Regions from separate parts of the Homo sapiens genome. Here region 2 is linked to region 1. A link is a loop called in an ENCODE intact Hi-C map of the cell type or tissue named here. Cell type or tissue: IMR-90. All regions are shown on one strand.

Region 1 (8,000 bases):
CAGAAAGCAGAGGGTCTTGATAGCCTCCCAAAGCTGGCAGGAAGTGGCAAGCCAAGATTCAGATGCATGTAGCTACTCAGCTATTCTGCCCTCCTGGACCTAACTGTAGAACTAGGACCAATGGTTGGACCCCACGAGCAGACACATCAAAACTCACTCTGAAAAGAAAAGTCTAAGTAGTCCAAGCTGTCCAAAGACAGAATAGACCTAGACAGTCTCAAAAACAAAGGAAACACACAAAGTATGAAATCTAAGACCAAATATCTTTGACCTCCCAGAACAGATCAAAAGTATAGATCTGAGTATAAATACTGTACCCTACTGGCCTCTCTAAGTATTCATCAGATGGTGTGTTTTTGGCTTAGGGGTTCTTAAATGATATACATAGAGAGAGAAAGGGAAGCAAATTTCTTGGCAGATTCAAGCATCTGTGTAGGGAAGAGGAAGGAAGAGTAGTACACTTAAGAGAATCGCAGTGGAATGGGAGTAAGAGGCTGAGAATAGACACGTTTTAGGTTTAGGCTAAGAATTGAGAGAACTCACACAGTTGCTGCGAGGATCAAAGGATAACATGCAAAAATAGACAGAAAAGTATAGCTCATGAGATAAATGTAAGAAATTCCGGTCCCAGAGGCAGCTGGCAGTGCTACCGGCTCCTGAGCAAGTGAAGCAATGCAAACTGTCGGAGGAATATGGTTCCACTGAACCTATTCCAGCCAGGAATAAACAAGGATGAAAAGGAGGCTTTGGGAACAATGAAGGCAACAAAGACAGCTGGTGGGGGGTGGAAAAAGGAATACATGAAGGGAAGTCCAATTCTGCCATGGCTTGGACATCAAGGTGCTCAAAATTCATGAAGCTCCTCCCTTCTACCATTTGCACCCAAGAGGCCTGAAAATAACCAGATTGCCAGGCCTTTCCTACCTCTCCTTCCCTCTATCTGAAACATCTCTCTTCTCCTTCCTTACTCAGCTCTTTCCTTTGTCTTCTGCTTGGTCATCTCCCAACTATGTTTCAGGTCTCTTAGTTGTCACTTTCTGCAGAAACCCTTTCTGGACTTCCCCTCACCCAATGCTAAATCCTTCTTCTTTTTGGTTCTCCAAACTCCCTGTTCTTTTGTTTGTTTGTTTTTTCTTCCCAGAATGTCTCACAAAACAGCCAAATATACCTCTGTAAAGACAGAAAGTAAAATAACGCTAGTTCTGTGAATTCTCTCTTCTTCTCATGCAAATCCATCAACTGCCATCAATGGACAGAAAGGAGCTCAATGAGAAGCCAAGCTCCCTGTTCTTTCTCCATTTCTATATAGTTACTGCCTCTTGCCATCTTCCCCATCACCCTCCATAAACTTGTTAACCTTGTGAAGGCAAGAACCATGGTGTCTACACAGTACCTGGCCCATAACAGAAACACAATAAATTCATTCATTCATTTACTCACCTGACACATATTTACTGAATATACATTCTGTGCCGGGCACTGAAGTAAAGCAGCAAACAAGACAGATAAATTCTCTGCCTTCATTCTTGGGGGAAGGAAAAGTTTTTTTTTATTTTATTTTATTTTTAAATCAAGTAAATGAAAACAAACAAGACGGTTACAGATTGCTAAAAGAGGTATGGAAAAAAATGAACAGTTTGATGACATGAAAGAGGAAGACCTTCTTTAAGTCTCATGTCTTTGGATTCTGGGAGAATCTGTCCCCTGCAGCCTAAAGCCATGTTCCTTCTTTCACCGGGATTCACTGAGATCCTCAGGGAGATCACAGGGCAATGAGGGGAACTGAAGAGGAAACCAGGGATTGTAATCATATGGGATAAGGCCTATGACAGATACTCACATGGGGCTGGGTGTGATGGAAGGGCCAAGTGGTATGTTGAAAATTTAGGAGCAGTGTTCCAGAAGGGCTTCTGGTGACGATGACTTCGAGCCTGGTGATTCAGAGTACTATGGTTTCTGGGACTGTAGTACTGGATTTGAATCCAGCCCCCACCTCTCACTAGCTGTGTGGCCTTGGATGAGTTACTTAATTTCTGTGTTTCAGGTTCCTCATCTGAAGGATGAGTTAAATGACAATACTCGCCCTACAGGGCAGTTGTGAGGATGAACTTTATTCATATACATAAACTACTTAGAATAGGGTGAATATATAGTGAGTGCTATACATGTTGACCTCGATTACTGTTTTCAGGATGCAAAAGAGTTAGCTCAATGAAGAAAAGAGTGGTGAAAAAGCATCCCAAGAAGAACAAATACCTGTGGAATGAAGGAAAGAATGGAAAGAATGGCAAATGACTCCAAGATGACAGCTTAGTCAACAGGCGCTGGCTTTGTCCGTGAATAATCATAGGGGAGAATCCATTGTGCTAGAGCTGCCTCGTGGGTTAAGAACAAACCCAGGAAAAATAGACGGGTTCTCTGTCCTCACAGGCATATTCAACAAGACTAAACACACAAGGAAGAGAGACTAAACACATGAGAAGGATGCAAGGCAGCAAAAAAACCGGCTCTGAACTAGGTAGCCAGACTCCAATGGTAATCTCAAAAAAAAAAAAAATGAATCATACTATTTTGTTTGTGATGTGCCAGACACTGGGCTAAACACTTTATATGTTTTTCCTGCTTAAATTCAGCCCACAAATACACATTATGTGACTGTCTCTCCATGACAAAACCCCTAGGAGATTTTAGGGAAGGGAGAGATTGACCCAAAGGACCCAAAAAGACAGCAAAGCTTGAGCTAGGCCTTAAGAGAAGGAAAGAATTTGAATAGAAGGTGAGTAAAAGAGAAACTACAGAAGCACAGCCCAAGAGAAACATAATGTGAGCCACAAATACAAGCTACATATCCAATTCTGAATTTTCTAGTGGCCACATTTTTTAAAGTTAAAAAAGGTAAAATTAACTTTTAGAATATATTTTATCCAATATTTGCAATGTATTAAAATTTCAGTATGTAATCAGTATAAAACATTATTAATGAGATGTTTTGCATTATTTTCTTTCTCTACTAAGTCTTTGATATCTGGTGTGTATTCTCTACTTACAGAACTTGTCAGTTTCAAGTAGCCAGACTTCAAGTGCTCAATAGCCCCATGTGACTACCACCTTGGACAGCACAAGTCAAGAGGTTTTGAAAAAAGAAAAGGCATTCATGGATGTCTTGCTAGGCCTCAGTCACTTTTTCTACAAACACAGCTTTATTTAATCTTCCAAACCACTCCCTTAGGGGAATATTGTTACAGGTTGAGTATCCCTTATCCAAAATGCTTGGGACCAGAAGTATTTTGGAATTCAGATATTTTTTCTAATTTTGGAATACTTGCATTATACTTATGCGTTCAGCATCTTTACTCCGAGAATCCAAAATCTGAAATGTTCCAATGGGTATTTCCTTTGAACATTGTGTCAGCATTCAATGGCAAAAGTTTGGATGTGAAATCCAAAAGTTTTGCATTTTGAAGCATTTCGGGTTTTGGATTTTTGGATGAGGGGTATTCAACCTGTATTATCCCCATTTTACAGAGGAGAACACTGAGACTCTAAGAGGTTAAGTTGACAGCTAAATAAGTGGGTTGATCTAGGATTTAAATCCAGCTCTCACCAACTTCAAGCCTGGGCATATTCCTCATGCTGGAATTGTCTTAGGAAACTGCTTCCGAGGACCGTGCACCCCAAAACAAGACAACACCCGGGCAGAGAGAACCACAGAGATCCTGGGATCCACTTCTGAGCAGCTTCCTCCCCAGGCTCCATAGCCCACACCAGCTTTGTACAGCCTCCCGTACAGGGAGCAGGGTGGACAAAAAGCACGCAAACACACGCAACTTTTCTCTTTCCAGTTAATTGAAATTGAGATGTACCCTGCTCCATCACAGCAAAATGACGAAAGGAAAGCAAGGAAGGGCACCTGTGTGGGTAAATCTTTTACTTCTGTTGCAGAGACGTACATGATGAACAGATACTTAGTTGGCTGCTTCTCAGCCAGCCAAGCAGGGCTCCCTTACACCCTTTGCGGCTCTATTTTGTTGTCAATTACTGTTTCTAAAACTATTAAGAGAGGAAGGGGGAAGAGTATAAACAGCATTAACGGTAATTTACGATCTGAAAAGGGACAGCAGGAGTTCGAAATCTGTCTACATTAAGATACTTTCCCCACGCTCCTCTGGGTCCTGGAGCTAGAGGATCAGGATCCAGGATCGTAGGAAAAGGATGTTTATACAACACTTCTGGCAGAAAAGACATTTTTTTTCCTTGCACGCCGAGGGCAAGGTTCAGCTGACTTTCCATAAAGGGTCTGGTCTGTGCCGAGCATGCTGTGGGTACCCTGTCCCTGGTGTGGGAAGATACATGAGCTTTCCAGATTTTTGTTTTATTTTATTTACTTTTTGTTTAATGAACCCTCCCTGATTTCTACAGTCATTCAAGCTTGCTGCCACCCACCCCACCCCACCTCAACCATCAGCAAAGCCCACCAGGAAAATTGCCAAGAGAGACACTCATCAGCTCTTCAGTGAGAATTTTGCCATGCTTCTGCCTTTGGTAACTCCAGATTCTTCCAGACAAAGGTTGACTCCATCACTAAGGCATGTTTTATGCCATCCAGTTTAACTTTGCAGGACCTACTTCTCAAGCCAAGGAATTGCAAGACCACATTATGTAGCAGCTTGAGTTAGAGTCTAAAAGGAGAGCCAGTTGCACCCCAGGATTACCATGATTTTTTCCTTTTTCTTTTCTTTTGAGGTGGGCATGAGATACCACGGTCTGGCTCTGAACACAATCTCTGGCAGCTGCTTATGATTCTCTCAACACTAATGATGTGATCAAGTCTTCGAGTGAATTTTGGAGCTGAAGGGAGAGACAAAAAGAAAATTTCATAAACCACCCCCAGAATCTGTTCGCTGAAGCACCACACATTTACAGTACCACCTTCGCGAACCAGTCTCTTAGATCACTAGCGACCCCACGTGGCCAATTTAAAAGAACAGTAATTTTTCTCCCCCCCCGCAGAAAAGAAACTTAACGCTTCAAGGTTTTACTCCTAAGTCTTCGTAGAATTTAAAAACTGAAAAGCTGTAAGGACCGTTAATGTCACCTGACCCAACCACCTCATTTTACAGGAAGCAGAGGTTGAGAGAGGTAAAAAGGGCCTCGAAAGGTCACACAGAATGTTAAGGTCAAGTTAGGAAGCAATACAAGAAATGATTCTAAGAGATTCTATGCTACTGGATTTTAATTTCTTAATCGAAGAAAGGAAAAGAAGGCTTTTGTTCCCCAGACCAGAAAATAAATACTGCTATTACAGAAGAATCACTGTAATAAGACTGCATGTTTTAAAGGATCCCAAGTTCCAATAGGTATGTAGGCAATACATATATTTCTTTCCTCTTCTACGCCTAAAACTTACCAGAGTACATTAAATAGAGTCACGGCAAGAATGAGGCCAGCATGGACAAGAGGGAGGAGTCGGCATTTGGCAAATGTGAATTAGATGCTCATTCCCAAAGCCTAGCCACTGAGCAAAGGAAAAGATTGGGTTTCATTTCCACCCTCATAATGGCACTGCAGAGTGGACACTATTATTCCCATTTTAGAAATGAGAACACTGAGGCTCAGGGAACTAAACTAACTTGCTCAAAATCTGACAGAGACTAAACTGCAAAGCTAGCTCTCTGCAGGACTTTACTTAATGCCTCAACTTATCCATCCATCAAATGGGATGATAAAGTCGGCCTGTTGATCAGAAAATGTTAGTGTTAGAAAGGGTCCTCAGAGGAACTCTCTTTCAAATGAAAATGGACCCGCTGTACATATAACAGTCAAAAATGATTGGTATCTATCTGCATATATATAATAAAGTCTAGCAAAGAGAACATGGGTGCTGTTGTGACCAGATTAAAGCTGAGAGTTAAACAGGGCATTTGCAGTTTTCGATCTGCTTGAGCATCCGGGCTGTATATTCTGTTTTGTTTACTCTGTAACATAGAGTTTCTGATTCACTTTCCCCAAGATAGAAGTCTATCTTGGTTTGATGGACAATGTTGCTGCTGCTGCAGCTGTTCAAATCACACTGCCCTTCCAGCCTCAGAGCCCTCCTCAATTCAAGAGAGAGATGCTTCATTCAAAGTCTGCTCTAAAACCAGTTAGTACGTGTCTACCTTCAGGTCCACGTGGTGTTAAAATATGACATTCTATATACATTTATATGTGTATGTGTTGATATTTATTACCACTACTAACACAGTTTTAAATTAGGTGCAGATGACCTTAAAATCATTTACTTAACTCAAGCACCACCATAGAATCCAAAAGTTCCAGGAGGAGGAAGGAAAATTTGAAAATCACTGATCCAGTCCAGCCTGCTATCAAGAAACCCTACTTTTGTTAAAACCAAAATGAGAACCTCCAAAATTTAGGATCAGCTCAAATCTCCACTCCTCATCACCATCACTACAACCCCATGTGTCACCTTTCCCACGAAGCATCTCATTTGGTCTCCTTTTGCCATCATAGGTTGGACCCCTTCCCCGCCCCACCCCACTACAGGACACGGTCCCCCATTCTTGGCAGCTCTATCCAAAGCATGGACCAAACCTCCCTTTGCTGTCTGCTCTGAGTACCATGGAAACAGTCTGGAATTTTCCCAATGCCATTTCTAAAATTACTGCAAGAGAATAGAAGGTAAATAAATACAGAAAGTGGGAGAAATCTAAAATCAATGATTTACAAAGCGTGAAATTCTGATCCAAATCTTACTACAGGTCATTCTCTCTCTAGAGCTAGAAAATCTTTCCCTGTTCCAGGAGGAGGTCCCCAAAATAGAAATACTCCATGTAAATTGGTACAAAGACTCTGAAAAGCAATCCAGCACCATCCTTCAAGGTCTGTAAAAAAATTCCTATGCTCGGGCCCTGTAATTTCACTTCTCCAACTCACCTGAATGAAATAATCAAACAGCGAGGGCAGTAATTCATTCACAAAGATGTTTGTCACTAACTCACCTATAATTATATAAAAAAAGAAAACCTGAAAACAAACTGTGCAACAGGGTTTATGATGTAGCCATAAAATGGAACATTACGTAGCCATTAAAAATGATGTTTTAAAGCATTTTTGATAATACTAAGTGGACAAAAAAAGAACTTTTAATGGCATTTAGTGAAAATAGCAAGGTGCAAAACTGGTACACATTATGTAATCAAATATTTCAAACCAAAACAAGAGAAGTATGAGTGTGTAGAGGGAAAAAAAAAAAGAAGAAGAAACTTAGCAAAATGTTCACAAAGTGAACTGACAGAGTGGTGAGATTCATGCTGATTTTCTTCTGTACTTGAATTCTGCTTTACTTTTATGATGAGTTTGCATTAATGTATAATCTGAAAATAAAATAAGTTGGGGTGGTCTCTTTAAAAAATATTTTATTAACTTTGAAGATATTAACTTTTTAAAGATATGAACTCTGTAGCCCAGGAGGCTGACACATTTTCTCAATCTACATCTCCCTACCTCCTCCCTGTCCCCATCGTGCTCCATCTCCACGCCTCCTGCTCCGCCCACCTCATCTCTGCTTCTCCTTTCTGCTTGTGGATCCCAGAGATCCACATTCATGACAGCCAATGATGCGACCCTCCAAGGGACCTTCCAGAGTCACATTTGTCAGGAGGCTGGTACCTCTTCTGAATTATTTACCCTTAAATAAAGCAACCCCATGAAAAATTCACATCTCTCAAACGTCTTGCAAGATTTTTCTTCTCCTCTTGGTTGAAAGGCAGGGTCTATGGAATTCATAATTCATTCAACTAATATTGATTGAGCGTCCACCATGTGCCAGGACCTCTTCTGGAAGAATACATGAGACAAGGCCACCACCCTCTGAGAACTGGCATTCTGGCATGGGCAAAAAATAATAAATAATCATGCAAATGAGGAGAATATCAACTCTGCTAAGTGCTGTTCTCAGAGTGACTCAGTGGCTGCCTGAGACAGTTATTCTTCAGATC
Region 2 (8,000 bases), 220 kb before region 1:
TTTAAGAAAGGAAGATGGGATTTAGAAAAAAGGGAAGGAATGAAAAAAGCATTTTAGAGCCAGTGTTCCCCAAATTAGATACACATTAAAATCATCTGGGAAGTCTGTTTGAGAAAGAGCTTTATTAAAGTATTATTTACAGCCCATAAAATTCACTCATTTAAGTATAAAATGTAATACTTTTAGTAAATGTATACAGTTGTGCAACTACACTACAATTCAGTTGTGACATTTCTGTCATCCCCCAAATACTCCCTCATACCTCAAAGCTTTTAATTTTGATTTCAAATCAATTCATTCTCGAATTACATAGAAAATCAATGTTAAGAGGCTGGTGTTTTTTCCATACTTTTATCAATACATTTAGGCATTTATATACTGTCTTAGTAACTCAGGCTATCATAACAAAAAATATAAACTAGGTGGCTTGTCAACAACAAGCGTTTGTTTCTCACAGTTCTGGAAGATGGGAAGTCCAAGATCAAGACATTGGTGGATTAGGTGTCTGGTGAGAGCCCATTCCTCATAGACAGTGCCTTCTCATTACATCCTCATGTGGTAAAAAGGGACAAGGCAGCTCTCTAGAGCTTCTTTTATAAAGGCATTAATCCCAATCAGAAAGCTCTGCCCTCATTACCTAATTACCTCTCAAATACCCGACATCCTAGTACCTTGGGGGTTAGGATTTCAACATACACATTTGAGGGGGACACAAACATTTAGAACATAGCACGTACGTAAGGAGATAACAGCCATACATGTGTTGAGGCTTTTTTGTTTCATTAATAAAATTAATGGGGCCAGGCATGTGGCTCATGCCTGTAATCCCAGCACTTTGGGAGGCCAAGGCAGGTAAATCACTTGAGGTTAGGAGTTTGAGACCAGCCTGGCCAACACGGCAAAACGCTGTCTCCACCAGAAAATACAAAAATTTGCTGGGTGTAGTGGCACATACCTGTAGTCCCAGCTACTCAGGAATCTGAGGTGGGAGAACCGCATGAACCCAGGAAGTGGAGGTTGCTGTGAGCCAAGATTGCACCACTGCACTCCAGCCTGGGTGACAAAGTGAGAACCTGTCTCAAAAAAAAAAAAATTTTTTTAATATAAATAAATAAATGGAACCATAGCATATATTATCTTTCATGACCTGCCTTTTTCAGTGAAAAAGATGTCTCAGAGATCTTTTCATGTTGGTTCTCTTTTCTCATTCTCTTGTAATGTCTTCCTGGCATTCCAGAGAATAAATATAGTATAATTCACGTGGCCACCATTTCCCCTTTTGATGAAAATATAAGCTGTTTTTTTTTTTTTACTTTTTATCTTAAATAATGTGGCAGTAACATTTGTGTACTATATCCATATGCATCTGTGTGTTATTCCTGGAGGACAGACTCCTAGAAATGCAACCACAGGTCTGAATTTTTTTAAAACCAGGTATCCTAACAACCTTCTTCTCCATTCTCAGTCCTCCAAGAGTTTATTAGATCTGGGTGGAGCTGTATTTTTACCAAGAACCTGCTCTAGAGATTCAGATATAGCCAGCCTGGCACCAGCTGCAACTGTCATTGTGGAGTCTTTGTTCTAAAGCAAACATCAGTGACTTTGTAGTCAGAAAAGTATAGATTCACATCCCAGCTCTGTCCTTGCAAGTGGTATAACCCTGGATGCCATTCATTCTTGTCTATGCCCATGCACTCATTCATTCATTCACCATCTAGTAAACAAGCATTGAGCACTTATGTGTTCAATTCTCAGTCAGCAGGTGACACAGATACAAAAACAAATGAATAAATACAGTAAAGTATCACAGATATTATGAAGAGGAGGCTAGTCCATTGCATGTAGAGAAGGATGACTGGGGAAACCTGAAAAGATGATAGAGGGAACGCTAAGGGTGAGCCTTAAATTAGGGTTTCTTCCAAGCCACCACACATAACCCACTCAGAGGAAACAATGAATGTGATGGCCTGGAGGTAGCATGCATCGTGATTTTGCAAAATACAAGGTGCAAGGGGCAGCAAGGAGGCTGGGAAGGCAGACAGGATTATGGTAGGCTTTGTAGGGTGTACTAGGGTCCTTTTAAAGGGCTGTGCCATGGGACATACCATGGTAGAGTTGCATTTAGCACAACTTTAATGCTACGGTATGAAGGAAGAAATAAAAGGGCTTTAGCAGGGAGACCCAGGTCATAGAGTGAGTTGGCATGGAACCTTGTCCCAGGCCAGCACTCTTTGTACAACCCACACCAAACACTAGTGTTAGAGCCCATTAGAAAGCCAAGTAGTGCTCCCTAATTATTGTTGACTTGCCTAGTTGATAAGCTTATTGTTCTTGGCCTTGATGCAACCCAGCACTAAGCCTAGTATTGAATGTTCAGCCAGGTACGACTGTTAATTTTATGTGTCAGCTTGGTTAAGCCACTGTGTCCAGATATTTGGTCAAACATTATTTTGGATGTTCCTGTGAGGGTGTTTTTGAATAAGACTGACATTTAAATCCATGAACTTCAAGTAAAGCAGATTGCCCTTCTTAATGTGGGTGGGCCTCATCCAATCAGCCGAAGGCTGACTAGAACAAATGCACGACTTCCCCCGAGTAAGAGGGAATTCTGCCAGCAGATGGCCTTTGGACTTGGACTGCAACATCAGCTTTTTTCTGGGTCTCCAGCCTTCTGGCTCACCATGCAGATTTTGAACTTACCAGCTTCCTTAACCGCATGAGCCAATTCCTTGAAATGAATCTCTCCAGATATATGCATACTCCGTTGTTTCTTTTTCTCCAGAGAACCCTGGCTAACACACCAGGGAAGACAGTATAAGTCTTTAGCAGTTCTCTCTAGGGCTAGAAGCAGCCCTAATACTATGGTGGGAATGCTTCTCATCACAGGAAGAATATCTAGAAAGGTTGTGGGGGATAGACAATCTGGTGGCATCATCTCTTTCTCTACAAATGTCTCCATTACAGCAGTTATTTATAGATATCTTTTCTGAACTTCTTTTCATTCTCTATCTTAGTTCCGGATCTGGACTGGACCAGGACCAGGATACCTGCCTGAACCTGCACAGAATGCTGCTTTGCCTGTTTTTGTTGTGGTTTGTTGTTTTGTTTTGTTTTCTTACATTTTCTTCGGTTATTGGCACAAGTTGCTCAACTCTCAGAAGGTGGGATCCATATATTGAAAATTTTTCATATTTTCCTTATAAAGTGAAGGTAGTAGTCAGACTGGCACTTTCTGTTTAATATTACTTTACAATTTATAGAATAGTGCTTGGTTTAATTAAGCTCTGAGCCTCAGTTATGAAATCTGTAAATTGAGGATAATATAATAATTGGGACTGGTACTACAGTACCTCATAGATTGTTCTAAGGATTAAATGAGAACATGCATGTCAAGTGCTCAGCAATGTACCTGGCATTTAATAAATGCTAGGTCTTTCCCTTATGAGATCATAAGTCTTACATGATTATTTCAATAAGCCTCTAAAGTAGACAAGAAATGATCAGTTAACCTTGTTTCATGAATGAAGATGAAGCTTAGAGGAAAAGTATCTTCCTTGGGGCCACACAGCCAAAAAGTAGAAAAGCTAGAACCTGAATTCAGAACTTCTGACTTCAATGCTCTTACTACTGTGCACACTCAGTTTCTGGGGCACACCATAGACCCCGAAAAGATACATACACACAAAAGAGTTTATGCAGATCTTTATGAGTATGTACAGCCAACAATAAAACAAATATGCTGTCTATGTACTTACATGCATTATTAGAAACATACATGCACATTTTCCCAAATCTGTTTTAATTTCCTCTTAAAATCTTTATGAATGGACTGCTAAAAGTGTATACTAAGGCCATTCATTTTTTGGCAGGTCAGGTTTCTCACAGCTCTTTTAATGTACCAAAGTGGTGGTAGAATGTGAAACTTTTAATACAGCCACTTGAATTGTCTACATATTCTTTTTAAGGGATATGAACCTTAGTTACACATTTTTTCTTCTGTATGTTTACATAGACTCCATCAGAAAGGTTTCAGCCAAGTAGCCTCTTTCCAGCTTCCAATGCCACATATTTGCAGAATGAAGAAAACTCAACTGGAGAAGAAATGGAATGTATGTGGCCGACTGGAACAGTGCTTTACTACAGCATCACCATAATATTGCACATCAGTAGAAAACCACATCCAGCATAAACTTCAGAGAAGGCAAATGTGTCATGGTGGAGACACAGGCTGTGGAGCCAAGTAGGGGTGGGTTTACATCCCTATTTGTCAGTGGAGCAAACTTGTGCCCATCTTGAGTTCAAGGCCATACATTTTAATAAAATATTTTTGTCTGAGTAGATGTAGAAATATTATATTGGTCAACATCTGCACAATTGGTATTAATTAATTGGTTGATAACTAATTATTCAAAACTCAGTGGCTTATAACACTAAGCATGGATTTTCATGTTCATGGATTTTCATGTTAATAATTTTGGCTGATCCAGGCAGGACTCAGCTGGGCATTTCTACTGCAGGGCGCTGAACCTACCTCCAGTGTATGAACTGTGTTACATTTGGGCTCAAGCCTGCAGGGCAGTGACAACTCAGTACACAGAATAACCATGTTAAGTTATGGGACTGAGCAAAACCTCAAACCAACATGTACAGTCAAATATTTGATAATGACATTGATAAATAATTATGCTTTTTATCCTTTATAATTTTTCAAATGCCTTCAATTTTAACTTTTCCTTAATTAGGAAGTAAAGATAGGTATATATTTTCATGTGGCTTTAAATAGAAATTTCCTTAAATGGCCTCATTTGGGGGGAAAATATCTGAAGTAAATATTCCTTAAAGTATAGCTTCTTAAGCTTTGCATGGATCACTTGTTAGCTTCCTAAAATGTAGATTGTCATTCAGTTCATCTAAGGTGATTCCGCAATGTTGGATTTCTGACATGTTCTCAGGGATGCTGATGATGCTTTTGAATTCCGGACAAATTTTAAGTAGGAAGGAAAATAATGCTACATCCACTTTTTTATTATTTTTGTAGAGAAAGATTTTGTTTCTCAAATGATAGTTATATGGTTTATGTAATAAAATGAAAAAAGTTTATGCAGATCAATAAAAATGTGTATTTCAACAGTTTCTAGATCATGCCAGATGAATAATAAACACTGAATGATATTCAACAAAAGAAAAACCTCAATCAACAGTTCTTAGCCTTGATACATTTCTCTGTAAAATATTGAGCAGATCATTAATACCTCAAATGCCTCAGCAAACAACCTGAAGTTCTAGCATGCACTCCCTTCAGCTCCCAGGGTCACTTCTGTTCCAGAAAGCACAGGCCTATAGCCTCTTCTGTTCTGAAACTCTTAGCTACTTTTGTGTAGCTGCTGCTTCCAACTTCCATTGCCAGGATTCCATTCTCTATCCTTCATCATTTCTTCTAGCATCAGAGATATCTTTCTGAAACTCAAATCTTACCATAATCTTCAACCACTTATCTGCAAATTAAGTTCCCTCCCAGCACCTCTGGGTTAAAGTTCAACTCCCCTCACAAGGCCTACCGGCCATTCTACATGCATTCAATCAACAAATATTTACTGTGCCATACTATGTGCCAGACGGAGTTCTACATGCTGGGGAAATCAAAGTCTCGACCTTCATGGAGTTTGCATTCCAGTAGGAAAGATGGATTCACAAGCAAATAAATGTAAATAAATCAGATATTGTCCTAGTACAGTCGTACCCCCTTCTCCTCCTGCCACTGTGCCCTATACAGTGCATACCTGCTCCCCATTTCTCTACACCCCCAGGTACATCATGTTCTTTCCTACCTTTGAGCCTATATGATTGTTGTTTCCTCTATCTAGAATGTCCTTGACTCTTCTCTACTTGGAACAGCATAATTATCTTTGAAGATACAGTTCACATGACCTGCAATGTGAAGCTTTTACATATATAGTTATTATTATTACTATTATTTTTTGAGATGTTGTCTCACTCTGTCGCCAGGCTGGAGTCCAGTGGCGCAATCTCAGCTCACTGCAACCTTTGCCTCCTGAGTTCAGGCAATTCTCCTGCCTCAGCCTCCCAAGTAGCTGGAACTACAGGTGCGTGCCACCATGCCCAGCTAATTTTTGTATTTTTAGTAGAGATGGGGTTTCACCATGTTGGCCAGGATGGTCTCGATCTCTTGACCTCGTGATCCACCCACCTCGGCCTCCCAGAGCTTTTCCATCTTAACTCCATGTAGTTATGTCCTGGTATGTGCCTAATTAAATCTGAAATGTCTGTTATGGCCACGTTTTTATTCATCCTTTTTTAATAGATAATCCACCCTCACCCAATATGGGCTTGCACCATCCAATTGGCTGATAGAACCAAAAGGCAGGGAAAAGGCAAATTCTCTCTCTCCATTATGGGGCTGGGACTTTTTTTTTTTTTTTTGAGACAGAGTCTCACTCTGTCGCCCAGGCTGGAATGCAGTGGCACAATCTTGGCTCACTGCAACCTCTGTCTCCCGGGTTCAAGTGATTCTCTTGCCTCAGCCTCCAGGTAGCTGGGATTATAGGCATGCACCACCACACCCTGCTAATTTTTGTATTTTTAGTAGAGATGGGGTTTCACCATGTTGGCCAGGCTGGTCTTGAATTCCTGAGCTCAGGTGATCTCTGCCTACCTTGGCCTCCCTAAGTGCTGGGATTATAGGTATGAGCCTTCACGCCCAAACTGGGACATTCTTCTTATCCTGCCCTTGGACATCAGAACTCCAGGTCCTTTGTTTGGCCTTCGACTGAAAGTGACACCATTGGCTTCTCCAGTTCTCCAGCTTGCAGACAGCCTATCGGACTTCTAAGCTTCCATAATCACATGAGCCAATTCCCCTAATAAATACCCTTTATATGTCAAATTATCTACATGTGCTATTGGTTCTGGAGAACCCAAATACAACCCCTCCCCTCATTCCAAGCTTTGCAAATATGACTTAACAGCCCCTTTTCATCAAGAAGTACAGTCTATTTCTTTACACCTTGAATCTGGGCTAGACTTAAACTTGCTTTGGTCAGTCGAATGTGTCAGAGATTTGGGGTTCTTGCTGACTTCTGCTCTCTTGGACTCCTGTGTCTGCCATGAGAACAAACATGGGCTAGCTGGCTGACGGATGAGAGATTTAATGGAACAGAGTCAAGATAAACCAGTAGTCCCCACAAGATCACAAGGCAGAATCAACAAATCCCTCCAGATAACCCACAGATACATGAAACGAATTCAATATTTATTGCTCTGTGTCCCTAAGGTTTGTGACTGTCTGTTACACAGCATCATTGTGGCCCTTGAACACTGATACAAATGCTTTAGGGCATCATCAAATCTTATGATTTTTTATATCTGACACATCATTTACATTGTTTTAGTCATTTATTCACTTATTCATGTATCTGTATTGCAAGGAGGTTTGTCTACTATATGCCAGACACTATTATAGGGCTTAAAGATTAATATGGTATATTTTGTGCCCTAATCAATAAATGTCAATGAGACAATTGACATGTGTCTTTTCCCCTTGAGCAACTCTAGAAACAGAACTTCCCTGACTGCTCCATAAAGCCAATTCCTCTGTTTAATCTCTCCAGCAGTTAAGAAGTTCTTCCTTATGTCCAGCCCCAAACTCTCCAGCTTTAGTCTGAGCTTCTGTCTTTTTGTTCAGTTGCCCATGAACCTGGGGAATAAACCTCAGCATCTGCCTCATACAAACCCTTTATGAATTTAAATTCAGTCATTAAGTCAGGGAAATAGTTAAGCCACTTTATATGTGCTGAAGATTTTATTTTGGGATATCTCTGTGGGAAGGGATGTTTGGGATTAATTGAGCTTTCTGGATATCTGCACATGAGCACCGGAATTTTATATATAGAACCAGAACACCTGATCACAGCACCTGCAAAGGGAAATTACTCATTTAACCTCTTGAACTCCAATCAGAGAGAGGAAGGTGTTGAGGATCT

What was found. Hi-C counts contacts between places; a loop is a spot of excess contacts. Peaks named below come from ENCODE experiments on the same cell type or tissue, not always from the same donor. Only the 100,000 strongest peaks of a DNase experiment are listed, where the experiment ranks them.
Region 2: a loop joins it to region 1, with 4 times the contacts of the local background. A loop is called at or near these places in 4 of 110 quality-filtered maps.

The regions. Positions count from the first base shown.
Region 1 is chr4:17,319,606-17,327,605 of GRCh38, forward strand. It overlaps SNORA75B (small nucleolar RNA, H/ACA box 75B), which reads right to left and starts at 1,277; the gene lies at 1,141-1,277. In IMR-90, a CTCF peak has its summit at 4,965 (motif pointing left); DNase peaks (open chromatin) are centred at 4,606 and 4,926; H3K4me3 peaks cover 161 bases; H3K27ac peaks cover 1,281 bases.
Region 2 is chr4:17,099,292-17,107,291 of GRCh38, forward strand. No RefSeq gene overlaps it. Among named protein-coding and RNA genes, the nearest start is that of LINC02493, 83 kb to the right of the region's middle. In IMR-90, no CTCF peak of the experiment used is centred here; a DNase peak (open chromatin) is centred at 4,120; H3K27ac peaks cover 221 bases.